Regions from separate parts of the Mus musculus genome. Here region 2 is linked to region 1. The links are chromatin loops, found by intact Hi-C in ENCODE. Cell type or tissue: gastrocnemius. All regions are shown on one strand.

What was found. Peaks named below come from ENCODE experiments on the same cell type or tissue, not always from the same donor. Only the 100,000 strongest peaks of a DNase experiment are listed, where the experiment ranks them.
Region 2: a loop joins it to region 1, with 2.6 times the contacts of the local background. A loop is called at or near these places in 14 of 42 quality-filtered maps.

Annotation. Positions count from the first base shown.
Region 1 is chr1:78,729,463-78,737,462 of GRCm38, forward strand. It overlaps Gm38631 (a long non-coding RNA gene), which reads left to right. Exons shown (of 4, transcript XR_865568.1): 3 at 7,748-7,869. It overlaps Gm33693 (a long non-coding RNA gene), which reads right to left. Exons shown (of 5, transcript XR_865566.2): 2 at 2,279-2,432; 3 at 1,209-1,367. Among named protein-coding and RNA genes, the nearest start is that of Gm33693, 7.3 kb to the right of the region's middle. In gastrocnemius, a CTCF peak has its summit at 4,868 (motif pointing right); no DNase peak of the experiment used is centred here; H3K4me3 peaks cover 604 bases; H3K27ac peaks cover 830 bases.
Region 2 is chr1:78,842,847-78,850,846 of GRCm38, forward strand. The region is part of intron 3 of Gm29536 (predicted gene 29536); the gene reads right to left. Among named protein-coding and RNA genes, the nearest start is that of Kcne4, 30 kb to the left of the region's middle. In gastrocnemius, a CTCF peak has its summit at 3,814 (motif pointing left); DNase peaks (open chromatin) are centred at 3,039 and 3,829.

The DNA.
Region 1 (8,000 bases):
CAAACTCACCAGCAGCGGGGCAGGTGGCCCTTTGTGAAGGTACCGCCTGCTCTGGGGGTGGGGGGAGCATCTTCCCTCAGTTACTTCTTCCTGGAAAGTCACTGGCAGATCCCTCCTAAGGCACATCTCTCAGTTGACCCTAGACCCAATCAAGATCACCTATCACAGACATCTCAGAAGATAATAAACCAATGACAACCTTAGTGGACTTGTGTCAGCACTTCTTCAGGCCTGCACAGTGCTGTCATTTAAAGCCTGCTGCATGCTGTCATTTAAACTACCAGAGTCACTGAGCCCAGAGCACATTGACTGTTTAGTGGTTCTGGGAATCCTCCTGTCTCCACTTCCCAGCGTAGGGCTCAGTTTCGAACCACCACACCTAGCTTTCACATGAGCGTTGGGGACCTGGACTCAGGCCCTCAGTTATTTTTGGTAGTCACTTTAATCAACTGAGCCACATCTGCAGTCTCCTTTATGAGCTTTTGACATGATCTTTTCATAGGGAGGGTGTGAGGGCTGATATCATCGGCTCTGATCAGTGTGGGTTCTAGCATGCCTTACTAAGAAACCCATCTGTACGGGAAGCCTGCTAACTCAAATGTGGCTGTTGGTGTGGTGTGGACCGAAGCAGAACACAGAAGGCTAAAATTCTTAATCCCCCTTGCTTTATGGTATTACATGTTTCCCTGCATCTAGGATCCATCAATGAACAAAGCGACCACTTTTCTGTTCATCCTCTCATCACCCCAGGAAGTCAAGTTAAAGATTAAATCCCAAACCTGGCAATATTCTTAGTCATCACCACCAAGGGCTATAGACCATTAGGTTATATCAAGCCTTTGACAGGTCACTGATTTCTTAATTAGCAGCTTGTGACTCATTGCTGGAAGAGCAGGAAGCTGCTTCTGACCCTCTGCTGTCCTAATTGCCAATTGAGCTGCTCTCATGGGCTCCCTCTGCGTATTTTGAAAACCTAATACTGCCACTAGCAATTTCACGATCGTGCAGGCAACTTCTAAACATCTTTAAAGATGTCACCTCCCTGTGTTATTTCATCTAATGAGACCCGAGGGCAAGGCAACCCTGTCTTCCTCCTTCAGAACTCTGTCTGGATCCTTCGATGTCTGCTTTATTGCCACGGGGGCTGTGTTCATCTAGTCTCTGTTTCTCTGAAATGTCTTCTTGAATTTTAAGCAATTTATTTTTACCTCACTCACAGACAGAGCGCCTGAGACTCCAGACGATGCATTTTGGGACAAGTGGACTGGTATCAAAGTCCTTCCTCACAGAGGGAGCTGATCTCAATGTGAACCCCAGGACACACGTGCTGTATTCTGTCCTTCAAGAGCATCAAGTGTGTGAAGTTGCTGGGAAGAAGCAGGTGTAGACAGTTTGAAAAAGATCAACCTGAGACGACCAAGTTTCTGTGCTTAGGACATTTATAATCAAAATGGAGGGAAAGAAGTATACAAACACATTCAAAGTATGAGAATAGTCACCTGTAGGCGTTTACTCTCATAGGGAGTGTTGTCAGATCAACAGGATCCAGTTTCACCTGGTTGGATTAATCGGGGTGGGAAGAATTGTCTTTACTGTGGGCAGGCCCATCCCTCGGGCAGTGGGTTCTGGAGTACAGAACTCTGAGAAAACTGCGCACTGACATTCATTCCTCTCCCTATGTAGCCAGACTAGATTCAACGTGACCGCCTGCTTCAAGTTCCTGCTGTCTCCTCTGCCTTGCTACTGAGGGTGGCAGCTTGAAGCAAGCCCTTCCTTCCTTAGGTCGCTTGAGACCTTGTACTTTGCTAATTGTCCATTGAGCTGCTCTCATGGGCTCGCTAGAAAACCTAGTAGTGGGTATTCTGTTATAGCAATAGGAAAAGGAAATAACCCTTTCACCAAATTTCTATACAAACTAACGCGTGCGTGTGCGCACACACACAACACACACACACACACATTTTCATATATGTCATTTCTACTTATGAGTGTGCATCACCCTCTCCATCTTTCCTTGCCACTCCCTCGGCCCCACACACCTTCCTATATCCATTACCTCCTCGTCTCTGGATCCTTTGCTCCTTTCCTGTCACTTAGCTTGCCATCCTTAAATGTTAAGGCCACCCGACCCATCTCTGCTTCTCTCTTGGAATTCACTTGTTCCTTTGGACTTAACTACTGTATGACTACTTTTGCATTAAAGTACCTATCCCTGAACTCTACATGTGACCACTTTAACTTAGGTGCATATTTTACATAGTTGTCATGTGACTCTTACCGAAGACTCCCAGCATGACCCTCTGGGCCGAGATCCTTCAGGAAATCCTTTCCTTCTGACCTCCTTCACAATTGCTTTCTTTCCAGTCTCCATGTAAATGAAATCATGCAGGGTGTGCTCTGCGATGCTTAATTTCTTTCATTGCATCGTATATCTGTGAGATTCACCCAAGTTAGGTATATCAGTCACTTGCTTCTTTAAGGAAAAGATTTATTTTTATTTATATGTATGGGTGTTTGCTTATATGTATGTATGTATATGTGTATGTATATATATACCATATGTGTGCTTGATGTCCAAGGAGGCCAGAAGAGGGTGCTGGATCCCCTAGAACTGGAGTTATACATGATATTTATGTCATATGGATGCTGGGAAACACACCAGCATTTTGTACCTAATTGCCACGTGACGCATAAGGAGACGAGGTACTGGGTGATGAAGCACTTAAGCACTTAAAGTGAAGTCTCTTTGCAGCTGAGGGAAAGCAGCACTGGAAGCTGGGTCTCCTGATCCCAGGAGCTTGGGGTCTCTGCTATCAGGCCCTGTATGGATAATCTTCCCCGCCCCGCCCTTCTCCTTCCCAGACAGGTCTTTATAGTTCAGCTTTCTCTCTTAGACATGACGCCTCCCCTTAACTGCTGAAGACTGTAGTACTCAAACTGGAACTGTGACAAATGTCGCAGAGCAGAAATTAGAATGTAAAAGCAAAGCCTTACTGTAAACACAAGGGTGAGATTGCGTTTCAGAGAGTCTATGTGCGAAGGATTGGAAAGGGCTGCTCCTTCACAGGCTGTCAGAAGGCAGTTCAAGAATGGAGTCTTGTGAGGAAAAGTCTGTGTGCGTGTGAGAAAACGTCAAGAAAACAAGAGTCTTGTAACCTCAGCTTCTTAAAAACATGGAACATGTTCTTGTGCCCCTCCCACGTGTAGCAGATAGGAGTGAATTTACTCCAGATTATTCTTTACCCCTGGATATTGTTTTTTTTTGTCCATATGCCTCTATGGAGAAACATGTTTTTGCCATGTGCAGCTTGTTCTTGTGACTGCACACTTCATTGGTGTGATTCTTCTTAACTCTGAGGGTATAAATTGTCTGATGCTCTGAATAAAGTCAGCTATCGCATGGGGCTTCAGTCCACGTCATTTATCAACTCCACTCTTCCACGTCTAATCGCCTCTAGAGTGGTAAACAACAGGCGGCTTAACCTGTAACTTCTAAGAGCCTTTTCTATACCTGGTTCATGCATTCAAAGGAACAACATTTGACCCATATCTCTGCCACTGCCTCCCTCCCGGCTTCTGGCAACCACCAGCCTTTAAAAGATTCCATTTACAAGTGTGATCCTGCAATCCTTGTCTTTCTTTTTCCAAATTCTTTTGCTTAGCAAAATGCCCTCCAGGTTTATCCCCATTCTCCCAGGAGGCAAGATTTTCTTCCTTTTCATGGCTGAATAATATTCACTGCATGTGTGTGCATGCACCTGTGTATCCCCCATTTTTTTGTACATGTATCACTGATGCCTCAATCAATTCTATACTTCTGCTATAGTGAATAAGTCTACAAAGAACAGGAGACTGTGGCTATTTCTCTGAGGTACTGGCTATTCCTTCGGGGGACAAACAGACACTATGATCACAAGTTGAGATGAAAGAAGTGTTAGCCAACTTGATGGGGGGTTATGTCCCAGTACATACATGGATGCTTTAAACGGGTAACATCTTGTTGAGTAGACTTCAATAAAGCTAGGGAAAAATAAGCGCCTGGAACACTAGACTGGTTCTCTGAGTTCTGTCTCAATCTAGTTCATCAAAAGTGCTCCCCACATCTCAAAGCTTTCTCCTCTTATGGAAGCCATTGTTCTTCCCTGTCTAACATTGTTGGTGGTTATGAAGCACCACCGTCCTCCAGATTCTCTGAAATGTTCAAAAGATTTCTGTGACAATAACCCATCCAGCTACAGCTGTTCTGCCTGTCATGAAGTGTCCTGGGCTGTGGCTATCAGGTTGGAATGTTTCCTAGGGACCACCCCCCCCCCCCCCCCCGCTTTTCCCTATGTGCCCAAGGGTGTGGAGAAATGGCAGAAGGGCTCTTTCCTTTTCTCTTTGTGTCTGTGAGGTGTGGGCCCATGAGGAAAGGAACCTGGCCTCTGCTTTAATTACAGAACTGGATCACTTTAGTCTTTTTTACTAAACAGATCACAAAGTGAAATTGCTTAGGCAGAGCTGGGGGGGGGGGGGCAAGTAAGATAAAACACACGGCACAAGGTTAAGTCCTGAATGCAGAGTTTCTGGTTCTGTGGTCCTCTGCTGACAGTCATTTAAGAGACTAAAAATAAAGAAAACTTGAAGGCCTTTGCTGTAAGATTAAAGGGAATTTCCCACATAAAATTAAAGATTGGGTTAAAAGAGGCAATATTGTAGGCTGGTCTTTCTTCTTCCATGGATTCTATTCTGAGCATCTCTGAACTAAGGAACCAAGAGGACAACCTGCAGAGACTCTCCCCTTTCAAAGCCTATTTCTGCCGGTGACTCTAGGGCAAAGGAGGAATCCAGAGGCTGAGGCTGCCTGCTCCGCCAGTGGAGGGCACTTCAGTGATAATCATTTTGTGACCTGAAGCAAGCCAGGCGCTCACCAAAACAACTCATATGTGCCCCTGACCGACTGTGATTTTCCGTCCCTGTGTTTTCCTCTGTTCTCCATGGTAGATAGATGTGTTTGTCATGCGGGAAATTTGACCTCCAAGCGTTGCAGTCTAGGACCGAGTAAGAAGTTCAGAAACCATGGCAACGTGACCTTCAAGGGGATTAGGCTGTATTTTGATCGAAAGGAATACTGTTAAGACTTGTTTACGGGTTGGGGCTCCAGTCTAAAAGATGGTACTGTGAGCAGACATTTTCAGAGCTGAAGAAGCACACATTACAAGTTCTGGGTCACCCACCTTCCCACGGCATCCTGTTTTCCCAGAGCCTTTGTTGCTCTTAGCAAGCCGAAGGAAAACCACTTCCTCTGGAAGCCTTTCTGATTCCTGTCCCAGCAACAGCCCAGTAGCCTTTCCGTAGACTCCGCCCACTTACTGGCCCGAGCCCACCACCTGCCTGACCTCATCTAGTCTCTTCGAAGGGCCAGAAGAGGCAGTGACACTTGTCATCAGGTGTTTGTGACTTTGTGCTCCATCCAAGAAATCAGCAGCTTAGCTCCCTCTGCAAAAATGCTTTAAATGTGGCAGGGACTCTTCTGAGGACTTAGCCACTCTGCCTTAGCTCTCAGAAGCCATTCCTGTGTTGCACTGGGGGAATGCCCCATCCCTAGCACCCGTGGCCTTCTTTTCAAAGTGCCTCAGACACTCTGTAACCTTGGATTTGCATCATTGTCTTTTGGGTGGCCATCCTACAGTTACATTAATATTTTTAATTGGTAGATAATGGCTGTGCATCTTTAGGGGGTTTGAGTGATGTGTAGGTACATTTACCCCTCTTCCAAGGAGTAACTCGGAATATGTTGCTTATCTACCATCAGGGAATTGCTGTTTCCTTTTTAATAAGAACAGTGAAATCCTCTCTTTGGGTTCTTTGGATCAGTGACTCTATATTGAGGAGTATAATCACCGTTCTGTGTAATAGCAGGGCACAACTTATTTCTCTTAGCTGGCTGATTTGCCCCTGATCACCAATCCCTTCCCATCTATCCATTTCCTGTACCCTCCCCAGCCTCTGGTACCTGGTAACTACCTTCTATACACTTAGCTTCTGTAGATTTTATAGATGAGTGAAATCCTGAGATACTTATCTTTCTATACTTGACTTATTTTAGTAAAACATTCTGATTTCAGAGTCCATCTATGCTGCTTTCTTTCTTTATTGTTTGCCATATATAAGAGTGGTGGAGTCGTGCTGTGGATAAGAGGTAGAGCCAGGCTGGCAATGTAGCTTAGCTGGAAGAATGGAGACCTGGATTTGATTCCTAATACTGCATAAACTGAACTTGTGGTCTATGCCTGAAAGCCCAAAACTTGGGAGATAGAAGCAGGCAGATCAGATGTTCAATGCCATCCTTAACTGCATAACAAGTTTTGCTGTGGACCGGCCTCAGTCTCCCCCCCTCCCGACCCCCCAATCTGTGGGAGAAATCAGGGTCCCAGTCATGTGGGCAGGAGTTGGTGAGAAATGACAAACAAATACGGACACAAGGGAGTGTGCTGTATCTGAATGTAATTTTCTCAAATCGAGCATCAGACTTTTAATACAGAAGAAAATAGGGAAGTTAGGTGACACATCAGCAAGGTATAATGAGGTTACCGGATGCTTAATGACGCTTATACAGAACAGAGGAATGCAAACACAAAGTCTGGCAGGAACTAGGCAATAAAACAACTGAGACAATGTCAGCTCTATCTAAGGCCAGCTATATTCTTAGAAGCCAGGTGTGAGGTCTTTACACTCCCGGGGCAAGGGCTTTCACGCCCAAGCCATAGTTCTAATTAGGGAGTTCCTGCTCTAGCTAATCTTCTCATGAATAATGCAATATTCTAGTTCCTCCTCAAAGCACAGCCTGATCTCCTTCCTAAACCATTGTAAATTCCTGTATATGGGTTGCTTGGCTTTTATTCTAAGTGATAGTGTGGGGGGACTTTCTACTAATAAGTAATGTAGTCTGCCATACATAACTATAATTAGAATTCTAAACTTATTTTGCTAAGCTTGCACTGAGATTTCTAACTCTATGTAGTAGATAGCAATGCCTGATTTCTTTCACTATCTCTCTTACAATACTGGAGGCAATTCTGAATGTTACTGAATAGGCAACATTCTTACTGAATTCCAAGCCCAGGGTCGGCTCAAGGACTACCTAGGGCATTGGTGAAGGCCAGGAATCAAAGTTTGATTTTGCTTAGGTATTTGGCAAGTCATTGCTTGGAAGAACCTATAATAAAACAATACTGAAAGAAAGCACACAGATCCATTTGCAAGAACAAGTTTGGAGCATTCTTTATACAGGATGCCACGGTTCCAGGAGACTAAGTTTCCGTGAACTTTTTGCCTCAGGACTGTGTCCAGGTTTCTAGGCCTGTCATGGGAGTCACTACTGGAGTGGATGTAGCAAAGTTTGAGTCCTTGTCTTGGGAAAAAAAAAAAAAAGCCAGTACACCAGGGCCACCACGTCTGGATGATTCAACTTTCTCTTTTGCAAAAAAGGTCCTGTCTCAGAACCAACTTCTAGGATCATCAAAAGGAATACATGATATGGCACCTGTAAGAATTTAGAATAGTTTGTGGTGTGAAACAAAAGGTCAAAAAATTAACTAAGCCATCAAAGCAGGAGGAGGAGTAGATTAGATTGCATTTATAAAGTCTTCCGAGGGTGCAGACTCCCTGTGTGTCTGAGAGAGGCCCACTCTCACCCTGCGCTTGAACTCATGCTCACTCTGGGAAAGAATGTCTTGGCTCAGCTCTGTCATTTCTTCCTCTGCAGTGATACAGAACTGTGGACACCTGCATCCCTTCCTTTCCCTCCAGGACCTGTGGATGGCTGGAGAGATTATTTTATAGTACATTCAAGACTTCTCACATGCTAATAAACACAGGAATGACATGGTAAGCCTAGAAAAGTGCAAATTATTATCAGGTGTGTCTGGGGGTAGGGCTGAGACATTCTTTCTCCTTCTTGGTCTTTCTCCCTCCCTCCCTCCCTGTCTGTCTGTCTGTCTGTCTGTCTCTTTATCTTT
Region 2 (8,000 bases), 110 kb after region 1:
GTTTCTGTTTCAATATATTTAGATTGGGTTACCTTCCAGGTATCACCAATACTTCTCTACCTTCCAGAGAGCCAACAGATCAGATAGGTTTGCGTAAGGATCTTTTATGTTTTCTTGTAAAACATAGACCAACAGAGTAAACCTGGACTGACGTATATAAGAAAGTAATCTACAGTAGGCTGATGTGAGTTCAAGGGAGCACTGCTATTGAACTATTTATTCCTGGAGTTAAAGGCAGTACTCAAATTTATCTACATTATTGAAATTATCTGGGAAGGGCCAGAGAGGAGTTCAATGATGAAGAACACTTTTTGCTCTCATGCAGATATCCAGTTCTTAGAACTCACGTAGGAGTTCTAACTCACAGGTGCCTGTAATTCTGAGCCAATGTCCTCTTCTGGTTGCAGTGAGCACCGTTACACACATGTAATACACAATGATCCCCCCAAACACATAACACAAATGAAAATACAATACACCTTTGAAATCTTCTTAGGGAGAAAGGGTTTATTTAGCTTATACTTCCACATCATAGTCCATCATCAAAGGAAGTCAGGACAGGAAATTAGGCAGGGCAGAAACCGGGAGGGAAGAGCTGATGCAAATGCCATGGAGGACTGCTCTTACTAGCTTGTTGGCTTGTTCCCAATGGCTTGTTTAGACTGCTTTCTTATAGACCTCAGGACTACCAGCCCAGTGGTGTCCCCACCTAGAATGAGCTTGGCCTTTCAACATCAGCTCCTAATTTTGAAAATGCCCTGCAGGCTTCCCTATAGACTGATTTTATGGAGGAATTTTCTCAACTGAGGCTCCCTCCCCTCTGATGACTGTAGCATGCATCAAGTTGACATAAAACTCATTGTTCTGACATTGTCAAAGAAAAAAAAATCCACCCTCCTCCCCATCTCTCAGGTTAATGTATAGCAAATTGCCAAACAGATAGAAGGCAGAACCTCAGTGTCATAGTCCCAAGTAGATGACAAATCATCTCAAGCAGAACCCTTAATCTGGCTTTCACAGGTCCCCAGCTGGCTGTGTATGCAGGCTTTCAAGTGTTCTTATGCTAGTCCCCCCAAGTCACCATGCTTTATGAGCTCCACTCAGAACTCAAAATCCAGACTCCATTTCTCTCATCTGGACAATCATCATCTCCTCTTTGCTGAGTTTTGTGTCGTTTTCTGCCAAATCAGCCTCCAGCCCCTGCCTCCCCACCTCCTTCCTACCCCCACACCCTGAACTGTGTGATTCTGTGCATAGGAGTCCTATCTACAACTTGCTATTTGCATCTGAAGTTTGACTTCATTCCTTACCACCCAGACAGGCAACTACCCTTGCCTCTGAAATGGAATAAGTCTACTAGAGCCTTATCCTTCAAATAGGTTACTGCAGAATGAAAATGGCTTAAATTGGTTACAGATGGCGACTGACAGGCAACAAGCCCCTTCTCTTTCACGGTTCAATATACTGCTTGGTTTTTGGAAGTTCTTTCAATCTTCAATTGTAATTTTACAAACCACTCTCAATATTTATTCTTGAAACAACAGATACAGGTTGGTTTTTGTTTGCTTGTTTCTCACCCCCATGTTTCTGCAGCCTGAGCTGAGCCCTGCTGGGTGCTTTTCTGCTCCTTGTGGGAGCAAGAGCTAGAATATCTTTGCTCCCGTATCTGATTTATTAGTCAAGAGGCCCAAGGAAGCTCGAGGCCAAGAGGAGCTTTGTCTTTCCTCCCGAGGCTGACTTGGATTGTCTTGTAGCTTTTCATAGAGGTTGAACTTAGATGGTAGCTGATTTCCCACAGAGAAGATGAAGTAGGTAGATGCTTGTTAAAACCTAGTCTCAAAAGCCTAGGCATGTTCCTAGGTACTGTTCAGTCAAAAGGAAGTCACAGATTTAGCCTACATGGAACAGGAAAAGAAATGGACTTCACCCCTCAAAAAGAGAAGCAACATGAAGACTAGAAAAAAGAAAGAAAGAAAGAATGGCTAAGATCAGCGTAGGAGACAACCTTCCACAAGAATCCTCAAATGACTCCAAAGATTCCAAATGATTCTTTCTCAGTTAGTTCACTTACATGCAGTCCGAGGATGATATATTTTCTCTCACATTGCCTAATAGTGTCTGTCAGAGTTATGCACTCTGTTAACCAGTCTTGGCCAACGGATGCTAGCACATAAGAGCAAAGGTTTAGCAGGTATGGGTGGAGTAAATGACTTTCTCACATGAGACAATATCCTCACAGTGGAGTAGAAAGGGGAAGTTGCGCATGTCTGCTGTGCCTCTCTGCCTCTTAGGGAGTGGCATATGTTCTTTTACTTTCCTTTATTCTTTATCAGTTTCCTTCTTTTAATTCCTTGCTAATGTCAATGTGAAAAACACAGTTCTCACCTCAGAGAGGATATGGGTCAGTGTATTTTTTAGTCGCATGGGAGACTGTGGCCAGAGACACAGATTTAGGTTACCCTAAATACTGTGATCCAATGTGGTAACATGTCCCTGAAGTTTTTATAGCAACAGAACAAAGAAATCGATCGTGAAGATATCTTAAAATATATTGGTGGAAACAATCTCTGCTATAGGTCTTGTATGCTAGCTGATAATGTTTTATATGCTATTTAATGATTTGATGATATTATCATTTTAGTTGGTGCAAGTTAGGGGCATGTTTGCATATTACAAAGATATTCACCTAACACTCACAGGATGTTAGGTCAAACACAGGGGTAGGTAATTCATGACTACTTATATGGCTAAAGGTAGTCCAGGATATATGTGCTTACTAACCTGTAACATTCCAGCTTTCTACAATTATTGAAAATGCAATCAGTTAATTAGCATTGTAGAATGTTTAACATATGTGCAGGCTCTCCTTCCTTCCATTTTTCTTCCTTCCTTTTTTCATATGTGTGTGTGTGTTTGTGTGTTTTTCCTGGAAGCTTCAGTTAACACTGGTTAGTTGCAAATGGTCTGTTTCTGAAGAGCCCAAAGGATGTGCCATCATCACTCTTCATGTGTTACCATAGTGATAGCAGGAGCCTGGTCCTCCAGCTGGAGTCTGCAGGCACTCACTCCAAAACCCAAGGTCTCCTTTGTTTTTCATCAATCCTAGATCCTTGCACTTGATTGCCACATAGCCTCTCATCTTTAAATTGTATTTCAAAGACTGATGGTTTTTGAGGAACATGCAAGGGTTAGATTTCTATCAAGAGACACGCAAAACAAGTATGTAAAGTAGAGCTGTTAGAGGATTTGAAAGATGAATTTGAAGTCACTTAGATTGGTGTCTTCCTTTTTCTCCACAGGGTCCTAAAATGACTTGACGGTTGGCTCAGAGTAGAATGTAGCCAGTGGATGCAGGGCTACCACTGTTCACTGTTCTTTCCTTTCTGCTTTGTTCCCGGCAGCCTCTTGCTTCCACTAGTGGACACATATGGGTCACAACTGTCCAAAAAGCACAGCAGTGTGTGTGTGTGTGTGTGTGTGTGTGTGTGTGTGTGTGAGAGAGAGAGAGAGAGAGAGAGAGAGAGAGAGAGAGAGAGAGAGAGAGAGAATATCCACAGGGGAGAGCCGTCAGAAGCTTGGGTTTCACTAGCGTTTGTTCATGTGGTTAGTTTTAATTATTTTGATTTTTTTCAAGAGAAGTTTTATCTCTCACTCAGAATTGTTTTTAAATTTATTAAAAGGTGAGCATGTGAAAAAAAGTTTACCATGTTACTAGCAGAGAAATAGAATAACTCTCTTAAATAGAACGTGTCATTTAAACTACATCAGAGGTTAGTCTAGAGGTCTACAGCAAGTCTCCTGGAGAGAATGCTGCCCCCTAGAGGCACTTTCAAATCTGTGAGGGCTGGAGGGTTGTGATTTAATTAGTGGGCGGGGCCATGATGCCAGAACATTGAAATATTTGCAGGAGACAATCCTGCACATGAAAGAAGTGATTTTCTTGACATTTATAGAGTCTTTGGACTTTTATATGTAGGTATGACATCTTCATAATAATCAGTCTTTTGTTCACATGTTACCCAAGTTATTAGAGAATTTGGTAAATTTCTTCAACTGTGGTTTAGTTCACACATAGAACAGTAGGCATTACGGGGGTGTTCTCAGTACCACAGTAAAGATGCGCCTCTTGCGCTCCATTAGTTCTCTAAGGTCCTTTACACCTTAAACTTGTTGATATTTCATTGCAAATTACAAATTGTAGCCTGTAGGCACCTGTGTATTAGTGTTTATTTTGTGTGTGTGTAATATATATGTAGATGAGCTTTGATATCAGATGTCTTCCATGAGAGTTCTCTATCTTACACACCACATTGAACCTGGCAGTCATGGATTGAACTAGTGTCCTGAGTCCTGGGGAATCCTGGCTTCAATCCTCCAAGAGCAGTAGGAATATAGATGGGTCATCATTCCCTCCAGGCATTTACACATGTGCCAAATGGTCCAGCCTTGGGTCTTCAGGCTTGATTGGCAAGCACTTTACCCACAGAGCAATCTCCCTAACCTATTTTATTTAATTGTGCTTCATATTTCTTTTAGGTATAAATAGATTATGTTATGGATGAGTGGTTTGGTTTGATTAGAGGTTGCTGTTTTGCTGCTTATTACGATTCAGAGTCTGATAATAAAAGCCTCTATTATTAAATAATTAAGTGGACACAAACATTACTTCAGTCATACTTTAATGTATTATTAAATTAACTGACCTAACTTTTATGGAGCACTTACATTTGTGATAGAGTCAAAAAAGAGAATGAGATACTGCTTTGAGCCTGGCAATGTAGAGTGGAAATGGAGCAAGGTCAACAGCTGAAATACGGGAGACAAATGTAGGGACTGGAGTGGGTAGCAGTGGAGCATATGGGAGAGGCAGTCAATGTTTGGGGTTTTGGTGAGTGGAGAAAGGAATGTTGATACAAGCTTCTTCCTGGGAAGCTGAACCTAAAAAGGCAGAATACAAATCTCTTGTCTTAGGGAAGACACCCTCCTTCCCTTCCTAGTCCCTTACCATCTATGGCTGGCTCTCAATCATGAGAGTAGGAGAACTTGCCGTGTCATTCCCTGGCTGCAACTCTCAGGAGAGTGGGCCTTGCATGTCTCCTGGGCAGCAAGGTAGAGCTGGCCCTGGTAGTGGGGCTTGTTGTTGAACTGGCTCTGAAGACATGAGAGCAAGAAAACCATTGGGTTGACCAGCTCAGTTACCTCTTAGGCTCAGAGATCCAGGGCTTTGAATTGGTCCGACCCAACATCTGCCCAATCCATGAACTGCTGGATTACATGAAGGATCCAGTTCTACAAATCCAAAACTATAGGATCTCTATGACACAGGGCAACAAGGGGAGAGGAGTCCCAGTGAGGTTCCAGTATTGGCAGAGTAGCAGAAGCCCAGAGGCCATGTAACAGACCAATGAATCATTGCAATGAACATTTGCAAACAAAGATGTGTGGACAAAGGATATACCATGTGACAGACACACTGTGACACACTATGTCTTCCATAATGAGATTTTCCCCCCTTTATTGTGGGGATGTTGCAAAGATAGAGGCTGGGCAAGAGGGGAGGGAGACATGAGTGGGATTGGGGTGCATGATGTGAAAGTCACAAAGAACCAACAAAAATTTTAAAAAAATGAGGACTTTATTTTAGAAGTAGAGATAGCAGTTTCATGTTATAAAAAGCAAAGAATTAATATAAAGAAATATTTTTCCCAGTTTCAAATTGTCATATACATATATGCAATTATGTTTCATTTAGAAGGGAAACAAACATCAACATAATGTAAAACACTGATACCCAGACCTTTTTCATTTACTATTTTGAAAATTTGCTTGCTGACGAATGAATGTGGCTGTGATGTGTTACTGTTTTAAAAATTCAAGATTATCTCCTGTTTCTCCCCGGGGTGGGGTGGGGAAATCTCTTGTCTTTGGAATTTTCCAAAGTGTTTCTGATTTGGAATATCTACTAGGAACCCATTCAAAAGTATTTGCCTCTAATGCCTGGGATCCTTAAGTCAAAGTGGAGTATCTTTCAGCAAAAGAAATGAGCCTAATGGCATAATTAACACACATCAAAACATTACTCTATTAAGCACTCGATAGTTTGCACGTTGAGTTTGGTATGGTGGCACACACCTTTAGTCAAAGCACTTGGGAGGTGGAGGCAGAAGACCATGAGTTCAGGCTAGCTTAGTCCACAGTGTGACTATACTTAGTCCTATACTTGAAAAACAAGACCAAAACAAACAAAAACAAAAACAAGCAAACAAACAACCCTAAACCAGCACCACCAAAACAACAAAAATGAGGAAAGGAACCACTTGCCTCGAGTAAGTTGGTAAGCGAGTTTGGCAGCAGCTCCAGTTCTAATACCATCTTGTTGTTTGTTCTTAATCAAACCTTGACTTTTCATAGTCCCGGTTTTAATATCTCTGAAGTGAGGTGGGCAACCCGGTGTCTTATTTTTCTCATGGCTGTGACTAAGTGCCTGTGACAAAAAACAGCTGAAAAGAGGAAGGGTTTCTTTTGGCTCCTGCTGTAGATGATCTGGTTCATGGTTGCTTGATTCCTCATGTTTGGTAAGAACACTATGGTGGCAGAAACACGGAAGATTCTTTATCTCATAGAAGACAGGATGTGGAGAGGAACAGTAACAGGAAGGAGCCAGGACATAGCCCCTGGTGATGTCACCCTTGTAATCTTATTTTCTACCACCAGACTCTTCTTTCCACAGTTCTGTTACCTCCCGATAGTCTATTCAAATTTCGAATCTATGGCTGCCTCAGACCATACACTTCAGAGCCAGCTCAACAACAAGCCCCACTATGAGCCCTTGTGAGGTAAATGTCTCTGGAAAAGCCCTCACATCAACCCCAGGAGTGTCCTTCACTGATCTCCCAGGCCCCTACCAGCCCATTCAGTTGACAATGAAGGTTAACTCTCACATGTTGCTCTGATGGTTGTGAGTTCTCATGGTTTCTGTTTGCTCTGCAGTGGTCAACTTCTAGCTCCTCCTATACTATCTTTCCTTTAAATAAACATTCTCCTGAGAGCTCTTTTTGATATATGTCTCCATTTTTCAGGTGGTAAATGAAATGCTGATTGGGTCCCTTTTCCATTATAATAAATGAGATCCTCTTGCACCGAGTCAAAATGTTTCCAGGTGTAAGTTTTGTTGAGGATTAATGAATTGTCTCGATCCCCTACTGACTATTGGTTTTAAGCATCTCACATTGATCTTGACTCAAGATCTTTGCACACTCTAGTTCCTAGACCTTCCCATGCATGACTCTTTCTCAATTTTAGGTGTCAGTGAGAGCATTGTTTTTTTTTGAGAGGCCTTCCCTGCTATGCTACCTAATTTTATGGTGACTTGATACAAGCAAGCTACAGACATCTGAAAGGAGGAAACTCCAATTGAGAAAATGCCTCCACAAGATCTGGCTGTAAGCAGGCCTGTAGGGTATTTTCTTCATATGGGAGCCATTGTGGGTGGTGCCACTCCTGGGCTGGTGGTCCCGGGTTCTATAAGAAAGCAGGCTGAAACTTGACACAGGATAGAGACATCTAAAGGGAGGAAACCTCAATTAAGAAAATGCCTCCATAATATTTGACTGTAGGCAACTCTGTAGGGTATTTTCTTAATTAGTGATTGGTGGCAAAGGGCCCAGCCAATTGTGCATAGTGCCATCCCTAGACTGGCAGTCCTAGCTTCTATAAGAAAGCAGACTGAGCAAGGCAGTAAGCAGAACCCCCAAACCCCTCCCTTGTGGCCTCTATACCAGCTCTTACCTCCAGGTTCCTGCCCTGTTTGAATTCTTGTCCTGAATTCATTCGGTGTTGAACAGAGATGTGGAAATGTAAGCCAAATAAACTCTTTCCTCCCCCCCTCCCCCCCAAAAAAGAAAGCAGGCTGAGCAAGCCATGGAGAACAAGCCAATAAACAGCTCTCCTTTATGATCTCTGTATCAGCTCCTGCCTCCAGCTTCTAGTCTGTTTGAATT